2 separate regions of the Homo sapiens genome follow, and region 2 is linked to region 1. The links are chromatin contacts, found by Hi-C or POLR2A ChIA-PET in ENCODE. All regions are on one chromosome and are shown on one strand. Each heading gives the region's core, a stretch centred on a gene start or an enhancer-like site at or near the end of the contact. The rest is flanking DNA. Distances are from core to core; before and after follow the strand shown. Region 1 overlaps TSC22D3 (TSC22 domain family member 3). Region 2 has its middle 72 kb from the start of PRPS1.

Region 1 (7,681 bases), core at 2,807-5,306:
TAGAAATTTAAAATTTCAAGCTAGTCAGTCTGTAAAGCAACTTGCAAAGCAGGAGAGAAGTACAAACTAGAGACAGTTCTGATTTGAAGGGTATTTTAGGTAAAGTATTCCTAATTATTCACAGCTCCCATCCATAAATGTGTGTCCACCACCAAAACCAGTCCCCTTGTATCTTCTCATAGGTAAACCCATAAACAAGGTATATGCTAATACACATTAATGAACAAACATGATATCTAGTTTCAAGTGATTTCCTATCAGTAACTCTCTTTGGATCTGATGTAGTCAAGTGGCCAGATTCGGGGAGACTGCCACTTCTGGAAAGGAACCTAGAAATCAGCCTAAAATCCTCTTGCCAAAGAGATGGATGAAACAGAGGAGAGGATGCTGGGATGGAATGGAATGTCCAGCTCCTAGGCTTAATGGCTGCTTGATGTGAGGCACCCCACCCTTGTCCCAACTACTTATTTGTTATTTCATCAAGATGGGACAGGGAGGGGGTGGTTAAGTCAACTCACATGCTGGCTTTGGGTGGCCCTCCCTTCAAGAATAGCTCTTTCTTTGCTGCAACGGATACATCCAGCTGCAGATTTCCGTCATCACTGGATGCACTTTGCAGATGAATTCAGAAATTATACTGGCCTCCCCAATTGTTATTACTGAGTTGAAAAAGCACCATTGAGACCATCTTCTTGCCCACACAACTGTACTGGGTGCCACAGGAGAAGGGAGGAGGGGAGCATAAAAAGAACACCAAAAGCCTGCTTCCCACCCTTCAGAAGCTTTGGGTCAAGTTAGAGAGATGGGATATACATGGAAAAAATCACTCAAGAACAATTATAAAGGAATACATCCACAGGAGCAAAATAGCACAAACCAAAATATCCTATAAAATGATGGGCTCTGGCTTTAGGAGGAATTAGGTGGCAGTTGCAACTGTCTGGAATCTTGGTGCAGAATTTCATGTGTGGAAGGCCAAAGAAGACCTTGTTCTAAGTGTTTCATGTGTATCACAGTCATTAACAAGAACAAGAATAAAAGTGGTTAGAATAGGTTTCACAGCATGTGTGTAAGTATGGAAAGTAGTAGGCACAGTTTTCTTTGATGCTGAGCTTTTTTTTAATTTAAATTTAAATTTTTTTTATTTTTTTGAAACGGAGTCTCACTGTATCACCCAGGCTGGAGTGCAGTGGCATGGTCTCGGCTCACTGCAACCTCTGCCTCCTGGGCTCAAGCAATCCGCCCGCCTCAACCTCCCAAAATGCTGGGATTACAGGTGTGAGCCACCGCACCCAGCCTGAGCTCTTTATTTTAATGGATTTTCTCCCAGATATCCAGGTCACCCTATCTCAGAACATAGTGTGCTATTTCCACACTGGCTATAGTGAAGGGTTAGCGGCTGGCAGTATTGGAAGGTTGGCCATGTCAGAGAGGGCAGGGCAGCAGTACCAGTGGCTTCAGCTTCAGCCCTGGCCCATGGCTTGAGCATGTATTAAATCGATCGACCTGATTGATTTAATTTTGGCCTGGGCATACCTGGGTCAGCTTAGTGAACCTTACCATCTACCTACAGTCTGGCCACGGAGTAGGCTTAAATGTTAAGAAAGTTTCCCATGGCTTATCACCTTCTCAAAGCTGGTGGGCACTCCCACCCACCCACTTCTCTTGCACTTATTTCAGGCTACACACTTGGGCCTCAAGTGGAGTATTACTACATCTGGACTGGGAAGGAGCAAGGTGGGATCTGAATCCCAAAGGAGTGGTAAAGGCTACAGACCTGGGTTTGTTCCCCTGTTGATTCCCCCCTCACCCACAACCAGTGGAAAAACTAGGGCCATGCTTCCCCTCCCTTCCAGAGCTTGAGCCCTGGGTAGGAAGAGCACTCTAGAAAGAATGAGGGCAGGGAAGAGCAAAGGTCTTCAATCCAGCTCAGGCTTGACATCGAGCCCTACATGTGATGCCCACCTGGCCCAGCAGTGTCAACAGGCATGTCTATTGACAAGTAAAGGGGTCTAGAGTGCTCCCTGCACCACACAAGCATCCTGGCCATCCTCAGCTCACAAATCCAACTCTGGAGCCAGGACTACTGCTTCTGGGGCCCGAAATACCTGCTTGGGCCTCAGGTTGGTATATCTTCTTTCAACCATGGCTAGGACCTGGAAGTGTTTGGGGAAGTACCTTGACTTCTACTGCCAGTTCTTCTGCTAGCCAGCAAAAGTCTCTTCCTCACTGTGGGCCTCAGTTTCCCCATATGTAAGATGAAAGGGTCAGACTAGATGATCGCCCTTCTGGCTCTGCTGTCTGTTCTGTGAGTCTAGCGCCCTCCCTTTCTTCATGAGGTAAATACTTTTGTTGGGGGTATGGGGGGTTGTTTGGAACAAGGGACGTTTGAGGCCTTCCAGTGTGGAAGCTGGTGCAAAGTTCCCAGGCTGTGTTTGTCGTTGTGCCGCCTTTTCTTCTTCGGAACTGGCTTCTCCCGTAGCTCAGGGCCAAGGGCCGCTCTGGTTCCAGCCTTGGATGGGCGTGGTGGGGCAGCGGGTCAGACGGGGCAGTGTCCAGGGCTATCCTGGCAGCCTGGGCTGGCAGGGGGAAGTTCTGTCGCTTCTGCTCGTGTTTCCCACCCGGCCACAGGGCCCTCTCCCTGGGCGGCCTCACCACTGACTCTGGGAGGTCGCCTCCCAACCACAGGTGCTGTGGGGCTGGCAGCCTGTGGGAACGGGCGCTGCTCTCGGGGCTCCCGAGGAGCAGGGATCTCTCGCGGATGATGTGAAGAGCCCATACTGATCCCAGGGCGGGATCAGGTTCCCCTCAGGAATCTGGGAAACTCGCAGGGAGGACGTGCGTGGGCTGGTTAAACTGTCTGGGGTCTGGGGCCGTTGGGTCATTGGACTGTAAATGCAGGGAGGGGGCAGGCAGACTTGCCATATTACAGGCTCTGGTCCCTGCAAGGGACCTTGGATGCCTTCAAGTCCCCTTGCTCCTTTTATGAAGGAGGGTGAAGGGGGAGAGACGGACTTCCACAAAGCCAGAAGACCAGCGGGCAGAGAGGCTTGTTGTTCTGTGTGATCTTGTGACATGGGGACTCCCTCTATTTCCCAGGCCTTCCAGGGAAGCATTAGTGAGCTGAAAGGAGCCTCGGCGGGGAGAACAGTGGTGATGTGCCACACAGAAGGCAGCATCAACCACAACAAACAAGCAGAGCCTCTCAGACACACACAACTCAGTCTCTCTCCCTCTCTCTCTTTCTCTCTCTCTCCCTCCCTCCCCCGCTCCCTCCCCCCTTCCTAAACACCGCGCGCGCGCGCACACACACTCTCTCTCTCTCTCTCTCTCTCTCTCTCTCTCTCTCTTTCTCTCTCTCTCTCTCTCTCAAATACATGTGCCTGAAAGTATATGCTGAGACTTAACTGCACACCCGTCCCAAGCCCTTTAACATGGCTCTGTGGCACTGACTTTCTGTGAAGGCACCCGGAAGCCCAGCCCACATCACCTGCTGGTGCAACTTCACTTTGCCGAGGTGTTGGGGGAGGGACAAGGTTCCTTGGGAGGGGAGGGGCCTTTTCTAAAGCTTAAAAAAAGGAAAGAAAGAAAACAAAGCAAGGCTGAAGTCCTCCCACAGGCAGGCTCGTGCTCCGGGTGTGCTTTCGCAGGCCAGAAACTACAGAACTGGGAGTACTGCCAAGTGCTTTATCAAAGGAAACAGCCCGCCCAACAGCTGGAGATGGGCTCTTGCCAGCTGTGTGTGCCTCTCAGTCTCTCCTTCTCCTTTTCTCTCCCCTTTTCCTATCTCCATCCATCCATCTCCTGCAGCCTTGCACTTTGCACTGGGCTAGCCCTACAGACAGAATTCCTTGGACCACAGAGAGTACCCTTGATGCTGAGCAAGTGAGCAGATTGCTGCCCCAGCTGGATTGGAGGAGGCCGTTCTTGCAAAGGGATGTGTTACCCATGAGTTGGTCTCCAGGCACTGAGCAAGGGGCTGCTGCGTTGTGGGCGCTTCTGCTGCAGCTAGAGCCTTAGGAAGATACAGTCCAATAGTTTCTCCTTAGCCTCCTTTCGCCCATGGTGGGAGGCGGGTGCCTGGCTGCGCTGTGTGTGTTGGCGGCAACAGGGTGTTTTCCAGCAACCTCAGCAACTTTGCCATCCATATTCATTAATTAGTTAATGACTTGGATTCATTTCTCTAAGCCTTGGGCTTCCCAGAGTGGGAGGAGACAATGTGGGAGTGGGGGAGAGCTCTGAGGAAAGTTGTTCTCCCCTTGCTGGGGTGTGGTTGAGGGGGCTTCACTGCCACACACTAAGAAAGAAAGGGAAAGGGGGATCTACGGTGGCTTCGCCCCTTCTCCCAGTCCTCACTCATTTCAGGCTCCCAATTTGCCAGCTAAAGTGGCCAGCATAGCCCCAAAAGGCAGCTCTGAGCTGCGTTTGTAGAAGCAACCCCAGGGAGAAAGATGCCAGTGGGGCTGCCTAGTTCTGTGAGTGGCAGTGCTGAGTTCTGGGAGCTGAAGGCAACAACCTCATCCCTGAGGAGGTCTAGGGGCTTCATTCTCTTCCCTAACCATAGCCCACACCTCAGTAGACCCCTGGAGATGGCTTAGGCAAACCTAACATCTCCCCTGCCAGCCTGGCCACACCTCAAGGGCAGGATCCTTGTGATGTTCATCTCCCTACTCCCAATGCCTGTCATGTGCTTGGGGCTTAAGTAATGTCTGGTGACCCGGACTCTGGGGAAACTCACTTTAAAGCTTGGGTCTTACCAAGTGGGAGGCAGTAACTTGGTCTGTGTGTATTTCCCAAGGTTGCCATGTTGAGCTTATTCATTCTTTAGCAGAGTTTGGCTGAATGAGTACCAGTGAAATGGCAGACACCAGTTTTGGTTGCTATGGGGGTTACCAAGAGGGACAAGGCCACAAACTTAGATAATCTTAGCTTCTGGCATCTGCTGGGCACTCTGCTGCCCATCCTCCCTCTGTTGTACACCCACTCTTTCACCGTCATGGTTCTTCAACCTCAGCCAAGCTCTTGGATCTTCTCTCTCTCTTTTTTTTTTTTAGACTGAGTCTTGCTCTGTCGCCAGGCTGGAGTGCAGTGGCACGATCTTGGCTCACTGCAACCTCCGCCTCCCGGGTTCAAGCGATTCTCCTGCCTCAGCCTCCCGAGCAGATGGGACTACAGGCGTGTGCCACCAGGCCCAGCTAATTTTTGTATTGTTGGTAGAGACGGGGTTTCACCATGTTGGCCATCATGGTCTCGATCTCTTGACCTCGTGATCCGCCCGCCTCGGCCTCCCAAAGTGCTGGGATTACAGACGTGAGCCACCATGCCCAGCACGATCTCTCTTACTGTTCTTTCCTTCCCTGAGGCTTCTTCTACAAATGGGCATGCTCATATGCTTAGTCACAAGTGGCCCTGAAGCGTAATGAGCTCAGGCTTTGGAGCCAGCCAGACCTCAATTTGAATCCCTAGTCAGCCACTTTCTCTACCCGGTATGACTTTGGGTAAGTTACTTTGCCTCTCTGAGCCTCAGATTTCCCCTCTGCAAACTGGAAGTGATACATACAATATTGACCTCCTGAGTCTGGAGAAAGTTGATTGAGATAACATATATACTGTATATGAAGTGCTTTGAGCCACGTTTTGCACAAAGCAGGTGCTCAATGACTGTTAGCTGCTGGTATTCATTCCCATTGCCCAGTGTATGTGTGATGATCAATCGTGTCGATCACACACCACTGGGCTGATAGGACTGACTATGTGATCAACCATAGACAGATCAAAGACCCCAAGCGGGACACTAAGAAGACACTTCAGTAATTATGTGTGTCCAGCCCTGGCAGTTACAAACCTGGGTGGAATGAGGTGCAGAAGTCAAGAGCCTGAGGCAGAGCTGAACCCATTATCCCTGATTTTGTCCCTCCCAGATAGGGCTTCCCCTCAGGCCATGGGACAGACTAGACTGGCCCTTGGGCATGGGGCTAAATAAATGTCTTCTGGGAAGCTCCACCTACCACACAACTTCTCCAGACTCTGGCTTCCTGGCTTCCCTCATGTGGGGTCTTCTTTTTCTCACCTGTGAACCTCACCTATGCTCCAACACGCATGCCCTTGCCACAGTTTCCCCAGCGTGTGTGTGGTCAACCTTGAGTATATCTGGAAGGACCAGGCCAGGACTGGAAAGGACCATTTTTATCACAGCCCATTTATGACCATCTCCCTGAAAGGGTGCATGTGTGTGTGTGCACGCGCCTGTGTGTGCGTGTGTGCGTGTGGAGCCTGCAGCATTGAAGTGCCAGTTAACCTTGTGACATCAAGATTCCTCATTCCTAGTCCATATACCCATTGCTTCACCTTCCCTCAGCAGCAGCTTCTGAGCTCTGGGTAGTCAGGAGGATGCTGACGTGGGCATTTCCACGATTTGTGATGTAGGTCTTCACGAATGGAGGTTTGTGGGGCTTGCCCCCTCCAGTTCCCTTGGAAGGGCACTTCCGATGGTTGGCACCAGCAGCATGTCAGCTGCAGGGAGCAAATGGTGTAAGGGAAGAGAGTCCAGGTCTTCTTTGGCTACGACTGATTCCTTATTTCCTCTCCTTTCCCAGTTTGGGAGCATTTGTTGCTGTCTGAAGGGCCGGGCAGTGCCAAGACCACAATAAACAGCTTGTCCGGTACACACAAGCTCTTTGGACCCTGAAATGTCAGCTGGCCAACTGGCTCACAGCTAGCCCCTGCTGCGTGCCGTTTGCATCCGGCTCTGACAATGCCACTCAGCACTTGTAGAACCATGTGTCATGGCAACAAGGGTGGGGGTGGGGGGACCCCACAGTGACCGGGCCCTAGCTCTGGGAAGCCAAGCTCATGGGCCACACTTAGAGCCCCTGGTAAAAATTACTGCCTTAAGGACTCAGCTCTGCTGGTCCCAGACCAGCAGAGTAGCCTGTTCTCCCCCTCCCTTTACCTAGGTCTGGCCCCATGGGCAGCAGAAGGCCAGACTCCCTATGCCCCATATGGCTGAACTGCCAACTGGTGTTGAATAGAAACATCTCGCCCATGAAAACTAGTGGGGTGTGGGGCATGTGCCTCCAGGAGGTGCAGACTGGGCACAAAGGGCAAGAGAGGAGAGGGAGCGGCAGCGGGGTCTGGTGGCAAGAGTGCCAGGCCAGGATCCAGGAAACCTGGGCTGTGCTCCCAGCCTCTACCACCAACTCCCTTGGCGTCCTTGAGCAAGATCACCCAGAGGGCAGGGTTGGGGGAGCAGGCACAGGGCCAAGACCTTGCCTAGGAGAAGATGAGCTGCAAAATTTTGTTCATGCATTCAAGAGGTAGGGATGGGGTGTTTAACCAGGAAAACTCTCCGCTGAAAAGCTACCTAATTGCCTTTAAATGCTTTAGATGTGTCTTGACCAGCAAGGGAACCAAACTCAGGTGCCCAGGGGACATATCAGAAAAGACGGGGCTGCTTCTCCCAAAATGCCTGTCCCTTGACTTGCTTGGGAGGCCAACAGGCAGTGATCCCTGCTGCTAGGACCAAGACCAGAGGACACAGTTGTTTCTTAGCTATGGAAAGCCCTGGAATTGTCCTCACTTCTGCCCCTTGCAGCCAGCCAGGACAACTTATCTGGGATGTAGTGTTTGTTCCTGGTCGTAGGAGTTCATATGGAAAGGGCATCTCTCAGCTCACCACCCC
Region 2 (7,681 bases), core at 2,690-5,189, 41 kb after region 1:
GCAAAATCAGATCATGGCATTCCCTTGCTTTAGGCTTGTCAGTGGCTTATCATTGTACTTAGTAAAGTCCAAACTCCTTCCCATGGCCTACAAGTGCCTGCGTGATCTGGCCTCCACTGACCTCTCCAGCCTTTTCCCGTGTCACTCCCCTGCTCTTACCAAGTTCCAGCCCACTGAGCTGCTTTCATTCCTCAAATACTCCTCAGAGCCTTTGTGTGTCTGGTTCAGTCAGCCCAGAACCTTCCACCAGCACCCTCCCCTGACTTTGCTTCGCTGCTTGTTCCAATCCTTGGGCTCTCCTTTCCTCTGAGACATCTTTGCCCGTCACTCTGTCTAAATAAGTTTTCTCCATTACCTTTGTTTTGTTGCATTTATCCCAGATTGTAATGATTTGTTCACAAATTTTTGCTGTTTCTGCCTTGCCACTCTGGAATATCCCTGTGGGCAGGACCCATATCAATTTTGCTCAACACTATATCCTCAGAGCTGAACACAGTGCCTGATACTTGCTGATCAAAAAATAAATTTCTGGGGCCAGGCGTGGTGGCTCATGCTTATAACACTAGCATATTGGGAGGCCGAGGTGGGTGGATCACCTGAGGTCAGGAGTTCGAGACCAGCCTGGCCAACATTGTGAAACTGCATCTCTACTAAAAATACAAAAATTAGCCGGGCGTGGTGGTACACACCTGCATTCTCACCTACTCAGGAGGCTGAGACAGGAGAATGGCTTGAACCCGGGAGAGGTGGTTGCAGTGAGTTGAGATCCCACCACTGCACTCCAGCCTGGGTGACAGAGTGAGACTCTGTCTCCAAATAAATAAATAAATAAGGCCAGGCGCAGTGGCTCACACTTGTAATCCCAGCACTTTTGGAGGCCGGGGCAGGTGGATCACGAGATCAGGAGTTCAAGACCAGCCTGGCCAAGATGGTGAAACCCAATCTCTACTAAAAATACAAAAATTAGCCGGGCGTGGTGGCAGGCGCCTGTAATCTCAGCTACTCAGGAGGCTGGAGCAGAAGAATCGCTTAAACCCAGGAGGTGGAGCTTGCAGTGAGCTGAGATCGTGCCACTGTACTCCAGCTTGGGCGACAGAGTGAGACTTCGTCTCAAAAAAAAAAAAAAAAAAAGAAATAAAGAAATAGGCCGGGTGCGGTGGCTCATGCATGTGATCCCAGCACTTTAGGAGGCCAAGGCAGGCGAATCACGAGGTCAGGAGATCGAGACCGTCTTGACTAACATGGCGAAACCCTGTCTCTATTAAAAATACAAAAAATTAGCCTGGCGTGGTGGCACGCGCCTGTAATCCCAGCTAATTGGGAGGCTGAGGCAGGAGAATTGCTTGATCCTGGAAGGTGGAGGTTGCAGTGAGCCAAGATCGTGCCACTGCGCTCCAGCCTGGGTGATAGAGCAAGACTCCGTCTCAAAAAAAAAAAAAAAAAAAAAACACGAAAGAAGGAAGGAAGGAAGGAGGGAAAGAAGGAAGAAAAAGAAAAATTTCTGGGAGGTTCACATGCTATAGTAGTCATGGATTGGGGAAGACATTTTTGGGTAGGGACAGTGGGGTGGGAAAGCTTTCCCAAATTCTTTCATATCACCTAAGTAAACTGGTGGCCTGTTGATTATTTCCATTATGAAAACATTGAACTGTTTATTCTGTCAATTAGACAGAGTCTCGTTCTGTCACCCAGGCTGGAGTGCAGTGGTGCGGTCTTGGCTCACTGCAACCTCGGCCTCCTGGGTTCAAGTGATTCTCGTGTCTCAGCCTCCCGAGTAGCTGGGATTACAGGTGTGCACCACCATGCTGGGCTAATTTTTCTATTTTTAGTAGAGACAGGGTTTCACCATGTTGGCCAGACTGGTCTCAAACTCCTGACCTCAAGTGATCTGCCTGCCTCGGCCTCCCAAAGTGCTGGGATTACAGGTGTGAGCCACCACACTCAGCCTCTGTTAATAATTTTTAATTTAACCTATCCTATGTGCCAGGCACCAGGCTAAGCACTGGGGATACTGTGGTAAATCTGAGAGACATGTACTGGTCTTCATGGGGCTTACTATGAAGGGAAATTGTACTATGAAGGGAAATTGCCTACAGTCTACTAGTATTCCTGTGCCTCTTGACTAGGGATCCCCCACTCCATACGTAAGACATTCCAAATGCTTACTTTTCCCTATATCCATATTTTAACCCATAAAACCCTAGACCATTATCTGGATCTGTTTGTCAAGCCATAGTCTCATTCTCGGGGTGGGGGTGGTATAGTATGAGTTAGGATTAGCCCTGGCTGTAATAACAGCAAAAATAATAACAGTTGCTTTAAAAAGATAGTTTATTCATCTCTCCCATCAGAGAAGTCTGAAGGTACACAGTCCAGGGTTGATAGGGCAGCTCTATAAAGTCACCACAGACCCAAACTTCTTCCTAGTTGCTGCCTACTGTATTTAGCATATTGCCTCATTGTCTGAGATGGCTGCTCAAGCTCCAGTCATTGTATCCACAATCTAGGCCACAGAAAGGAGGAAGGGGAAGAAAGATGGCTCCTCCCTTTTAAGAAAGCTTCCCAGACATACTGCACAACACTTCTGCTTATAGCTCATTAGCCAGAATCTAGTCTGCCCACTCCTAACTAAAAGAAGGGCTTTCTTGAACTGAGTACATTGCTAGCCCCAAACAGATTCAAGTTTCTGTTATTAAGGAAGTGAAGAACAGACATTGGAGTAGGCAACCAGCAGTTTCTTCTTCAGGTGTTTGGATATATTGAGAGATGAAAAGGAGGGAGAAGAAGAAATGAGGAAGAGAGCACAGGAAAGAGCTTCTCAGGCTCTGTGACCACTGACTTCTACACAGAGGGTTATGCCTACTCAAGCAGGTCAGAGCTGGCTGACAGGTGTGGCCATATGCTTTGGGAACACAGTGAAAAGAGCACATCCCTGAGGGTTGGGGGAGTGTCCCTGCTGCTGCAGAGCTGTTTTGCCAGAATGGCCCAGGCAAGGGGGATCTCAGGAAATGACCCGAGAGGCCTCTTACTAAAGAAATTGCAGAAACTGGGAGCCCAGACTATGCTCTTAAATGTCTTTATGGAGGCAAAGGGGATAGTGATCCTTAAAATAGGCAGCCTCAGGTCAAAATCTGCGGCCCTGATATCCAAAGTCAAAATTCTAGAAAAGATCCTCTTAGTTTTTAATGGCTATAAAAGGAACATCAGCACAGAATCTTCAAATCTTGGAACTGGGAGAGGGCGGGTGGGACTGGAACTGGGTGGGAGGTAAACCACTTCCCACCAATCACACTTTCTTCCACCCTGCAGTCTCACATTCAGGACAGACAGGCTGTGTTGAGAAGATGTTAATTTGAGGGAATTATTTTTTATGGGAATGTAGCTTTTTGCAAAGCTAAAAGATTTTTTTTGTGGGTAAAAATTATTCAGTAACACCCATTTCCTCAAATGTAGGATTACAGGATCCATTTCAACAGTCTTCAACCTTGCTGAAGAGCAGTTGCTAACCTTATAGAGAATGACATAGACAGCTGAGTATCACTGAGGGCCAAATCATTCCCCATAAGTTCTTTCTCCTTCTCCCTCCAAAGGCATCAATATCATCTTGGCAGTGTCTGCTCTGAAGAAGGTCAAAGCATATGTTTTGTTGTTGTTGTTGTTGTTGCTGTTGTTGTTGTTTGCCTTTAGCAAAAGGCAAGGGGCCCTTTAGAACTCCTTTGGTCTTGGGGGCTACCAATTGAACTCTTCTACTTCGAGTTGTTTTTGAAGGTCCTATAGCTTGATTACCTTCAATCTCCCCCGTTGAGCCTGTGAAATGGGACACCAGGGCATTGTTACAAACCGCTGGGGAAACTAGGACTTAAAACATTTTTTTCCTGCCTCTGGGCAGGGCTCATGCTGGTGCCAGGCAGAGATATGGACGTTTGTCACCTGATCCTGCCCATCCAGTGAGCAAGAATTACTCAGGCAGAACACAACTCTTGCCCCTCCCACAAATGCTGAACATTCTGTTTTTTGCTCTTAGGAAGAAACTGGTAAATAACTGCATTCTCTTCTCCCAGTTGTACACCCCCCTTCTTTGCAAAACCAAGGAATTGGGTCACATTACATAAGTCTATGTGGTTTCAAAGGGCTGAACACTGAGATTCAAATTGTTGTCACACACACATGTTGGAGCACAGCCTGTGCTCTCCTGGATAACACGAAGAAAAGCTGCTGAGTTCCAAAGTTTGACAAGTTGATTTTCCATATACTTCCGATCATTCTAATCCATGTAATCTATTTGAGTTCCTCTCCCAGAAAGGCATTAATCTCTCTTAGGAGTACTTAAAACTAGCCCAGACAGGTAACCCATTTGAGTAGGGAAGGGGAAAGTTACCAGAAATCCCTGCCATCAAATTATCAAAGTCAATCCCTTCCTTTTGTAGATTAAGTCATTCAGTCATTCATTTGTTCATTCAACAAATATTTATAGAGAACCTATTATATGGCAGGGTCTTTGACAGATGAGGTTCCCAATCTCATGGAGGTTACATTCTAGTGGAGGGAGGCAGACAGACAATAGAGAAACAAACAAGAATAACATCAGATAGTAAGGAAACTGAGGCTGGGAGAGAGGAAGGAACTCGCGTGAGATCACAGTCCAGGTCTTCTGACTCTCAGTATCTTCCTCTTTTCTCTGAACATATATTAAGCACCTACCATGTGCCAGGCACAGCACTAGACACTGAGTTTATAGGATGAATAAGACAAACAAGGTTCCTCTTCCTGCAGAGTTTATAGTATAGTTAGGGAGACAAAGTGAATAAACAAAACAAAACAAAACCAAAAACAGAGAGACTTCTGGTTTCAGGCCCAGCATGTAAGGAGGTTAGCAGTTGCCACTCCATCCCAACAACAAGTAAAAAGCTGAACAAACTGAAAGATTAACAACTCTTCTTAGATCTGTCAGAGAAGTGGAATCACAGGGCGAACTGCTACCTCAAAAATTAGAGAGAAAAGCTGATATAGAGAATCACAACTTTCAAGAACAGAAATCTCTGTGGGAACCAGTGCCAGGGAGAAAATTTGAATTTTAATTGACAAATTCCTGGAGGCTCAGTGTGAACAAGCCTGAGAGTTAAAAACTCCAGGGGTAACCAGTTATGGTGGGGAGAAGGGAGGTGCCACACTTTTGTGAGTTTTACTTCCATAAGCTCTACATGTCCTTACAGTGAGTATCAGGTAGAAATATCATGCTACCTGCAGAGGGAGGGGAAAGGGTACTATTCTGAAATATGCCAGAGCATTCTGTTCTTAAAAAGGCCTGCCCAGGCTGGGCACAGTGGCTCACGCCTGTAGCCCCAGCACTTTGGGGGGCCAAGGCAGGTAGATAGTTTGAGCTCAGGAGTTCGAGACCAGCCCGGGCAACATGGCGAAACCTCATCTCTGCAAAAAATACAAATAAATAAATAAATACATAAATAAAAATTAGCCAGATGTGGTGATGTGCACCTGTAGTCCCAGCTACACAGGAGGCTGAGAAATGGGAGGATCACTTGAGCACAGGAGGTCAAGGCTGCAGTGAGCCATGATGGTGCCACTGCACTCCATGCTGGGCAACAGAGTAAGACTGTCTGAAAAAAAAAAAAAAAAAAAAAAGCCTGCTCTTAGGAAAAACTATGCCTAAGTTGGGGTTTTCTCAGAGCCTAACCAACCCAGGGGAAGGAAATCTCTAACTGCAGCTTCCTCTAGCCTTCCATGTTAGGAAAGGGAATACACAAATTCAGCCCTCTCTAGCCATCTTGTCCCACCTAAGGAGGATAGAGATTGAGAAGCATTGGTGAAGTTCACTGCCTAGGAGCACAGGCTAACTAAAAGACTAAGAACTAATCATAGGACTAGAGAGCACTTCCCCTCCCCACACACCTTACCACCACATCACTAGAGACCTATTAAACTGGTGCAAAAGTAATTGTGTTTTTTTTCCCATTAAAAGTAATGGTCAAAACCGCAATTACTTTTGCACCAACCTAAATATCTACAGCAGTTCCTTTTACCCAGTACATCATTTCCACTCATCAACAAAAAATTATGGCTGGGTGCAGTGGCTCACGCCTGTAATCCCAACACTTTGGGAGGCCGAGGTGGGCAGATCACTTGAGGTCAGGAGCTTGAGACCAGCCTGGCCAAGATGGCAAAACCCTGTCTCTACTAAAAATACAAAAATTTGCTGAGCATGCTGGTGAGTACCTGTAATCCCAGCTGCTCGGGAGGCTGAGGCAGGAGAATCGTTTGAACCTGGGAGGCAGAGGTTGCAATGAGCTGAGATTGTGGCCACTGCACTCCAACCTGGGCAACAGAGCGAGACTGTCTCAAAAAAAAAAAAAAAAAATTACAAGCTATACTTAAAGACAAAAAATATGTAGTTTGAAGAGATTGAACAAGCATAACAACTAGAGTCTGGGAGTCTGGGCTGGGTGCGGTGGCTCACGCCTGTAATCCCAGCACTTTCATAGGTCAAAGTGGGTGGATCATTTGAGGTCAGGAGTTCGAGACCAGCCTGGTCAACATGGTGAATCTCGTCTCTACTAAAAAGTACAAAAATTAGCCAGGTGTGGTGGCACGGGCCTATAATCCCAGCTACTCAGGAGGCTGAGGCAGAAGAATCACTTGAACCCGGGAGGCGAAGGTTGCAGTGAGCCGAGATCGCACCACTGCACTCCAGCCTGGGTGACAGAGTGAGACTTTGTATCAAAAACAAAAACAAACAAACAAACAAACAACAACAACAAAAAAGAGTCTGATATGGCAGGGATGTTGGAATTACCAGACTAGGGATGTTTAAAAACTATGACCAATATGCTAAAGGATTTAATGGAAAAAGGAGACAACATGCAAAGATAGATGGATATTGGTTTAGCTGCTGGTAAGGAAAAAAAGAAAAAAGAAAAATTTTTTAAAAAGATGGATAACATAAGCAGAGAGATGAAAATTCTAAGAAAGAATTAAAAAATGCTAAAAATCAAAAACACAGTAACAGAAATAAAGAATGCCTTTGATTGGCTCATTAGTAGACTAGACATGGCTGAGGAAAAATCTCTTTTTTTTTAGACAGGGTCTCACTCTGTCACCCAGGATGGAGTGCAGTGATTTGATTATGGTTCACTGCAGCCTGGACCTCCCGGGAGTACCTGGGACCACAGGCACACACCAGCATGCCCAGCTATTTTATATATATATATTTTTTGTAGAGATGGGGTCTTGCTATGTTGCCCAGGCTGGTCTCAAACTCCTGGCCTCAAGTGATCCACCCATCTCAGCCTCCCAAAGTGCTGAGATTATAGGCATGAACCAGTGCACTAGATCAACCGAGGAAGAATCCCTGAAGTTGAAGATTGTCATTAGAAATGTCCAAATCTGGGCCAGGCACCAGGTGGCTCAACGCTGTAATCCTAGCACTTTGGGAGGCCGAGGCAGGTGGATCACCTGAGGTCGGGAGTTAGAGACCAGCCTGACCAACATGGTGAAACCCCGTCTCTACTAAAAATACAAAGTTGGCCAGGCGTGGTGGTGCATGCCTGTAATCCCAGCTAACTCGGGAGGCTGAGGCAGGAGAATCGCTTGAACTTGGGAGGAGGAGGTTGTGGTGAGCTGAGATCGCACCATTGCACTCCAACCTGGGCAACAAGAGCGAAACTCC

The links. A loop is a pair of places that touch in the nucleus more often than their neighbours do. ChIA-PET counts read pairs that join two places held with the same protein, here RNA polymerase II (POLR2A). Pooled maps may share reads with other maps.
Region 2: a pooled map shows a loop between it and region 1 (2.4-fold over the local background). The contact joins two enhancer-like sites. A Hi-C loop is called at or near these places in 14 of 168 maps with a recorded cell type or tissue (CD4-positive, alpha-beta T cell, CD4-positive, alpha-beta memory T cell, CD8-positive, alpha-beta T cell and 9 more), 4 of 37 single-sample maps with no recorded cell type and 25 of 50 pooled maps. POLR2A ChIA-PET finds 5 or more read pairs at or near these places in 29 of 52 experiments (B cell, CD4-positive, alpha-beta T cell, CD4-positive, alpha-beta memory T cell and 20 more).

The regions. Positions count from the first base shown.
Region 1 is chrX:107,737,951-107,745,631 of GRCh38, reverse strand. All of the region lies in intron 1 of TSC22D3 (TSC22 domain family member 3), which reads left to right. Among named protein-coding and RNA genes, the nearest start is that of TSC22D3, 34 kb to the left of the region's middle. Within about 2 kb of position 4,056, at least 30 of the 41 ENCODE cell types and tissues checked have a DNase peak (open chromatin) inside an H3K27ac peak, as active enhancers do; they include B cell, gastrocnemius medialis and sigmoid colon, where a contact is called at or near this core.
Region 2 is chrX:107,696,854-107,704,534 of GRCh38, reverse strand. No RefSeq gene overlaps it. Among named protein-coding and RNA genes, the nearest start is that of PRPS1, 72 kb to the right of the region's middle. RefSeq lists an enhancer at 3,534-4,035. Within about 2 kb of position 3,939, at least 11 of the 41 ENCODE cell types and tissues checked have a DNase peak (open chromatin) inside an H3K27ac peak, as active enhancers do; they include B cell, gastrocnemius medialis and sigmoid colon, where a contact is called at or near this core.